Linked DNA regions of Homo sapiens: all the other regions are linked to region 3. Evidence: chromatin loops called from intact Hi-C (ENCODE). Cell type or tissue: CD4-positive, alpha-beta T cell. All regions are shown on one strand.

Region 1 (2,500 bases), 760 kb before region 3:
AATACATGGGTAAGAGTAAACAGCCATGGTACAACTATTTACTTGTAGGAGGAAAAGTGTCACTTTCTGGTATCAGATGCTAATCCAGACTGGTTTTATAGAAACAAAATTATAAAACTGGAAGAGACGTTATGTAATCACAATATTTAAGACTGCATCTTCAAATAGCACTAAGTGATATATAAGTGAGTTAAATAAAACTGAAATCTATTCTCCCAACCAAGAACACATTTATGGGATCAGATTAAAATAAGCATTTAAGATCTAATTATAATTAGATTGATGTGACTGGCAGTGAACCTGAAAGAGCACTGGATAAGGATCTTTTTGTATGTCACCAAGTCAAGTGTTAGCTGTGAGATCTGAGATAAGTCACATCCTTTCTAAGCCTTGTTACATTAAACCTAACTCACTATAGTCAAAATGACTACATAAGACATCTTAAAATGCAAATCATTAATATCATCTAATAATTATAATTACCGTAATTCCACACAGATTTTCCTTAAAACTTACCAAAACTACCATCCATTGGATAATCAAGAGGGACCAATGGTTTTCTGGGTCCAGGTAAACTAATGGCTGAATTAAAAGCCAGGGCATCTTCACGCTCTATTTTTTGAGATTCAGCTGGCTTCTTCTGAGCTTCTTTTTCTGCTTCATCCACATGAATGGTGAACGCAGGCTGTTTACTGTTTGCTTTCCAAGGAGGAACGGTGACATGCTCATCATTTACAGGAAGATCCTTAAGGGGTGCAACCTAAAAAAAAATTAATAACTGGCTTTGAGCCTACTAGTCTTGCATTCTTTCTCTTATGGGTGTTGGCCTTTGCTTTTTCTCCCAAATACTCTATCAGGAATTAAACTTTCTGGGACAAAGAAGAGTTTCAGTATTCAAAAGAGAAGGGATGTTCCCATTTGTCACAGGCATTCCCACAAAGGCTATCAATAGATAACACTAGGTGGAATTATGCAAAACTTATCAGGGCCACAAGAAGGGTCGGGTGACAGGCCAATACGTGACAAGTTTAGGAAAGACAGCAAAAAAATTGTTGGTTCACCACTGTCGCCCGAGGGTGGAGCAACAGAGCAAATCCGGCTAAAATGGCGGAATTTGCCAAAAGCAAAGTATTTTGTACACGCTTTTCTAAAGTAGAGGTCATCTCTTAAGCGTGAGGAGGATAGGGGTCAGAGTCCTACAGCAGTGCCTGGGGTTTAAAAGTGGAGAGAAAGGCGCGGAGCTGAGCGAAGACTACACGTTTTAGAGCTTGGTTTGACCCCATTATGTACAGGCAGATGCCCCCTATAGAGAGCAGACCGGCAGCATACACACAGTGTTGGCGGGGTCCTGATGCTAATATGGGAGAACTCCTACTGTGGCAAACCACACACCAGCACCAACTGCACTCCAGACCCTGGCCCCCTTCCAAAAGCCCAGGACATGCCTTCTCGCCACTCTTCTCTGCCTGCTAAGCCAATGCCAAACCCTGCTCGACCCACCCTCCTGCAGATATCCCGCATCCCTTTACCCGTCTCGTCTTCGGCCTCTGCTGCTGCGCTAGACCCCGCGGGTTCCCGGACTTCAGTACCGCCAGCGCGGCCCGGGTCCGCGGTTGTTGGACGGGCGCTGCCTTTTCCGGGTTGATATTCTCCTGGTCCTCTTGGAGCGCCGTCTGCTGCAATGCTAGCAGCGCCGAGCCCGCCTCGCGGGTCGCAGGCCCCGGCGCAGAGTTGCCCAACATCACTGCTCCCGGGAGTGGACGGCGGGATCAGCCTGCGGCGCCAAGCAGCGTGCACTCTGCCCAGCCGACCACTCGCACCGACCCGGCCAAAGAATAGTCGTAGCCGCCGGTCGCAGCCCAGGCCAGCCTACCAGCCCGCCCGCTCGCTCACCCAGCTCGAGACCACGCAGGGCCGAGGAGGTTGCGAAAGGCGCAGGCAGGCACTGCCCAGCGTGGCGAGCCAAAGACGCCCAGAGATGCAGCGAGCAGCCCGCCGGAGCGGCGGCTGTTCTTGCAGTTCAAGTATCCCGCGACTATTGAAATGGACCAATGAAAGCGCTCGCGGCCTTGACGTCATTCAAGGCGACAGGGTCGCAGGCGAGTGAAGGGTAAACCAAAGGAAACTGAGCAGGGGCGGGGCAGGAGGGAGAAACAAACTGGCTGGGGCGGGAGAAAACGCCTGCGCGGGGCGGGGAGAGGTAGGATTTAGGGCCCGACGCTTCCGATTATTTTAAGCTGAGCCACCTAGTGAGCGAGGCTGTCCGAAGGCTGACTCTAAGCCTTTTAGGGAATTAAACGGAATTAAACTTTGGCGACTATCATTTGGGTTGCCCAGCCTTTAGCTCTGGGACGTCTAGTTAGCTTAAGTGACTTTTTCCAAAGGTCTAAAATCTGGGGCACGTTTTTCAGTATCTCCGATTCTCCGTTTTCTTATGTGTTAATAGGGACTAATAACTACAGTCATATGGTTGTTAGGATTAAATAATGTGCATAAATTA
Region 2 (2,500 bases), 430 kb before region 3:
GACATAAGGCCAGTACCAGTGTCCAGGTAGCAGAAGGAAGTAACTAAGACAGTGCATGCTTTTCTCCTTTTGGTTTTCATCCAGTCCTTCCATAAACCACTTCTGTCTGGGCCTCTATTTCCTTATATGCAATAACAGTTAATTGTTGTACCTCGTGTGTTTTCTGGCATTATCTTAAATTTGGTTTCATATCTGTTCCTTTTGAGGTGAGAGTGGAACAGCCATGTGGAAATATTAAGGTTGTAGTAAGTACCTCAGCTCCGGAAAGAAGTCAGAACTAGAGATTTAGACATTTGGAACTTCAGAGGCAGTATACAGTAATACTTTGGAGCCACATTTCTTGGGTCCAAACCCTGGTTCTCTAGCAAGTTATTTAACCTCTCAGTGTCTTAGTTTTTCAATTTGTGAAATGGAGATAAACGGGGATGAGAATAGCCTCACAGGATTTTGGAAGGATTAGTCAATAAGCCCTGCTAAACACTGTTTACTATTGCTAGTATATAGCGCAGACAAATAAATATCTGCGACATTCCTCTAATTCCAAGAAGTCGTTTGCCTTGGTTCACCCGCTAAATAATATTAAGAGCCTTTCTCTTTAAAAAGAGGAGCAGCAAATTACTTTTCATTAATATCATCAGCATAATAATAGACTTAGTTGAGAGATTCAGCGTGGCAGCACTTCACACAATCGAGCTCTCTTATTGATCATGTCATAACAGCATCTCTATTTCTTAAGGACTCATTTCACGTCATACACCCATCCGATGCTCCTTTTTCGTTAGCCTCCGTCTCCTAAGTGGGCTTATCTGTCTCCTGCTATCAGGAAGGCACTAACTTTTCCTTTGGGTTGTTAGGGTAGCAAAGTGATTTTCAAATTCAGGGTTCTGGCTCCTTCTGCAGCCCAGAGAGGAGGAAACAGGGCGGGACGCCGCCGGATTCCTGGGCAGGGCTTGAGTGGCGCACCTCGAGGCGCCGGCGACGCTGGCGTGTGACGTTGCTGCCTGACGCAGGCGCAGTGCCGCCCGGCCTCGGTTGGGACCCCTCCCCTCCTCCTCCGCCCCCTTGGGTGTCGGTGGCTGCGGCCAGGGTCTGGACCTGGGCGGCGGCCCCGGGCGGCGGGGCTAAAGGGTGTGGGCACCGGCAGAGCTTCGCAGGCTGCATCCGGCTCGGTGCTGCTGCCGTCGCCGCCCCTGCCGCCGCCCAAGGCCCTCGGCGTTCCCCGGAGAGAGGCCAGAGGGATTTCGGGCTGCCTCGGCACTCGCCCAGGTGAGGGGATGGGCCGGGCCAGACGGGGTTGAGGTCGTCAGCCCCTTTTTCCAGTGTCTCTGGAACTCAACCTGGTCGGAGTCTGAGAGCTTTGGCTTAGTAGTGGCTGCCTGCGGCGGCGACTCCTTCATATTCCTTTGCCATCCTTACCTACAGCCCTGGCACCTATAAACCGAGGGTTGGAGGTCAGTGGCAAAGTCTGGAAGGGCCATGGCAGTCGGATGGCTGGGGACTTTGATACAGGAGCAGTTCCTGCGGGTGATGGTAAGGCGCTCCACTTGCTGGTGTGTGGACTCGGCAGGAAGGACCGTGCACCCGCAGGCTCGGACTGCAGCCTTGCCAGCTGCACTGGGTTGTAGTAGACCCCATGCTGCTTAATATAGGGTCGGTTGACCGAGGGCGGGGAAGCCTTGGAACAACCCCCGCTTTCTTCTCTGGGATTGATGTGTTTTGTATTCTGAATTGGTGCTTGCTGCACTGCACTCTAGAAGACTACGTTTCAGCAGAATTTCCTATTGGTCAAAGGAAGGTGAAGAGAAGTTGATTTTTCTTCCGGAGAGTATTAGTTGTTGTCGTTTTTTTTTTTTTTTTTTTTACCTTCCTGTTGGCCTTAGTGTTGACGTTTGTTAAAGGTAAAAGTTCATGTGAATTTCCTTTTTAAGGAAATCATGGGCTTTATAACTGTCTAAGCGCCTGTAAGTTTCAACCGGTTTAGTGGTTTCTGCTTTCACCCTGTGCATAGCAATGAAGTTGTTTTATTCCAAGTTAAATATACAAAGTATAAAAATAGATGAATAACCAGAATACTTTGTAACTATTGAGTGGTACATATAATTATGTGCATATATTATCACATTTAATCATCAAAACAATCCTATAATGTAAAGTCTACTATTCCCATTTTCTAGATGAAAGAACAGAATAGACCTACAAAGTAACATGTTCAAAGTCAGAGCTGTGACTGAAACCAGGTAATCTGACTCGTTTGCAGTCCCTTAGTCAGTATGCCATACCAACTCCCAAGCACCCTGTGATTTTGCAAGATTTTCATTTGATAAAAAGTATGCCAGGAAGGACATTATGGCACTGTTCTTGCCGGCAAGGACCCAACAGTTTGAGAGAAACTTTCTCAATGTGCATTTTGAGTTATGTTTTAAACATAGGATTTGATCTCTAGGACCTTTGATTACCAAACTCATGCTCTTAAGTACAGTGGTTTTGGAGTCTTTGGAAG
Region 3 (2,500 bases):
ACATCATGGAGAAAAACAAGTTTTTAAAGCACAATATACAGAATAATTTTACAACTAAAACTTTGTGGCCTAGAGCATCAAGCCTGTTAATTCGTCATTTCTTTATCTGCATTGCCCCCCAGTGGTAAAATGGCATTAGTCCTTTGGAGAAATTAGGTAGATTGAGAGTAAAGGAGACAGGCTGGAACAAGAAAGAGGCAACAGTTCAGATTAAAAAATAAAATAGAAAAGAAGGAAAGTTTTTGTTTCCTGGAGCAGTAATCAGGAGAGTTTGGCATGAGAATGTTGGGGAGAGCCCCTGGCACCTGCAGGAGCAGCTTTTGCTGCCCATGGACATTGGTTAGGTCTCTTACATTTCTTAGAATTGACGAGGTTTTGCTTTGCTTTGTTTTGCAGGCCTGTGTAGGGTGGGTGTTGTGATACTGAGTCACATTGCTCAGCCACCACTGTACCTACCCTGTACTCCCCATCATCTCAGAGAAATGTGGCCTAGGAAATTGGATGACATGGTCCATAGTATGCATTTAGCAGAGGAGATGTTGGCAGAATAGCTTAGTGGCCCAGAAATGCAGGGCATTCTACCCTTTTTAGCTACCCTGGGGACTCACAGACAGACGAGGGCCTTTTAAAGAGGGTGTTTGTTTATAATTTATGTCCATCTATTTTCAATGAGACAAGGAGAGCTACAATGAATATCACAGTCAAATGGACATTAGAAAAATAAAGATGGCAAACTAGAAACAATCTTGAGGAAGGAGCAGAAACAGTACAGGGACTTTGGCACAAGGTGATTACCACAACTAAGCATTGCATTTAGTTCTAAATTATGGCTAATGCAAACTGGAAATGCAGGGAATTATATAGTTTCCATTGCCTGGAGCAAGAAAACTTAACTGATCTTCAGAGATACACAGTTCTTGGCATTATATGACAAGAGGAATTCCAGAAATCCTAGATCCATAAATAAATATTGCTATTGAAAATTGAAATATTGCATTCAATTGCATTGAAACTATCCAAATGTATAGTTGATTCTCTTCCATGAGAGCTTGCAGACCTGTTACTACACCTAGTTAGTTCCCCTAACCTCTGGTGAGACCTCTAGTGGGCCATGGAGTTACTGCAAAGTGTCCGTGAATCTCGATTCTAGAGGGATCGTTTCAGTAGTGAAAAAATGTTTTGTGCAAATAAATGTACCAATATTTTTCAAAAATATTTAATATGAAGATTATTATAACTAGTAAAATATAAATTTATTTAAAAGAACTACTGAATTCACATTAGCTTCTAGTTATTACAGACTTTCTTAATTAGAGTCTACTAATAATGCCATTATTTTAAAATTGTATATTACAAGTAGGTCCTTGTGCTTGTAAAGGTTGTAAACCATCACTGGTGCAGACTATCTAGATGGTGTTATTAATCTAAGCGGAGAGGGCAGACACTGCCCACCCCTCCTTAATCATACTCTCAATAACTTTTTCATGTTCTATGATGAGCTCCAAGGAAGGCACTTTGTGCTCGGATGCTCTGGGGCTTTGCTCAGTAGTTAGCTTTGTGGTTTTAGGAGGCCCAAGAGAACTTCAGGGCTTTCCACTCTGAGCACTTTGTTCAGGAAGCTTAAGAGACTTGTTGTGGTTTCGGAAATGACATGCTTGAAGTTGGAGTTCGCACAAACTACTGCTCCTGCTTAAACAGATGGTAGGAAGAAAGACAGCCATAGGGGCTGGTGGCCTGAAAACCGAAGCTGTGGTTGTCTCCACAGACAACTGTTCTTCAACAAGCTTGCAATTAATTGCTCCACAGAGACATACGCACTTCTTTCATGTGGGCAAAGAAAGAACTTTATCAGACAAAAAGCCTCATTTCTCTTAAAACGGGATGAAGGGGAGGAAGTTAGGCAGTCAATCGGGGCAGATTTTACAACACTGAAAATCACGTTTTTGTTGAGTTCTCCCTTAACATATGGGTGACTCCATGCTGCTATAGATGCTTCGTAGATATTTGTGTTACTGTCAACTGCTGGCTGATAACTGCCATAAAGCCCCTAGAGAGGGGGAGGCAGAGCTCCCTCAAGCAAGCCTAAAATCTTAACCTACTGTGGTCTAACTCAACCAGCTTAACTTGGCTGTCTGGGGACAGAAGCTGATGGCAACAAGATTTCAAAAGTAAAATGGGCATGTGCAAAGCCTTGTAAGAAACAAAGTATTTCAGCCTCACCTGATGCAGTGGTGCCATTAAACAAGCTACCAAATCAGCATCGCAAAAACAGACTGGCATATTTGTTAAATATAGTACCAAGGTCACAAATAGTTTTTAGTTATAACTTTAAATTTATATATAGACACATATAAATTTGAATGTCTAGACAAAAATGCCTCTCCCACAGTCTATCATGGCTCCTAAGTTATACCATTGGAAATTCATTGATTTGAGCCAAGAGTCTTTTCTATCTCAGAATGTGAACATTCTGGTGGATGTGTCTGGTAGAAATGGGGAA

What was found. A loop is a pair of places that touch in the nucleus more often than their neighbours do. Peaks named below come from ENCODE experiments on the same cell type or tissue, not always from the same donor. Only the 100,000 strongest peaks of a DNase experiment are listed, where the experiment ranks them.
Region 1: it touches region 3 in a loop (11-fold over the local background); 8 of 110 quality-filtered maps call a loop at or near these places.
Region 2: it touches region 3 in a loop (6-fold over the local background); 5 of 110 quality-filtered maps call a loop at or near these places.

Annotation. Positions count from the first base shown.
Region 1 is chr4:121,821,887-121,824,386 of GRCh38, forward strand. It overlaps CCNA2 (cyclin A2), which reads right to left and starts at 1,997. Exons shown (of 8, transcript NM_001237.5): 1 at 1,530-1,997; 2 at 517-760. The coding sequence starts at 1,742. BBS7 (Bardet-Biedl syndrome 7) reads right to left here. Exons shown (of 19, transcript NM_176824.3): 19 at 2,443-2,500. RefSeq lists enhancers at 1,536-1,585, 1,776-1,845. In CD4-positive, alpha-beta T cell, CTCF peaks have their summits at 956 and 1,175; DNase peaks (open chromatin) are centred at 1,065 and 2,115; H3K4me3 peaks cover 1,815 bases; H3K27ac peaks cover 297 bases.
Region 2 is chr4:122,151,319-122,153,818 of GRCh38, forward strand. BLTP1 (bridge-like lipid transfer protein family member 1) reads left to right here and starts at 1,013. Exons shown (of 88, transcript NM_001384125.1): 1 at 1,013-1,266. RefSeq lists an enhancer at 304-1,105 and silencers at 928-1,117, 1,188-1,267. In CD4-positive, alpha-beta T cell, no CTCF peak of the experiment used is centred here; DNase peaks (open chromatin) are centred at 983 and 1,603; H3K4me3 peaks cover 2,500 bases; H3K27ac peaks cover 1,897 bases.
Region 3 is chr4:122,576,908-122,579,407 of GRCh38, forward strand. No RefSeq gene overlaps it. Among named protein-coding and RNA genes, the nearest start is that of IL21-AS1, 41 kb to the right of the region's middle. In CD4-positive, alpha-beta T cell, CTCF peaks have their summits at 105 (motif pointing left), 1,122 and 1,328; DNase peaks (open chromatin) are centred at 124, 1,114 and 1,704; H3K4me3 peaks cover 1,091 bases; H3K27ac peaks cover 1,017 bases.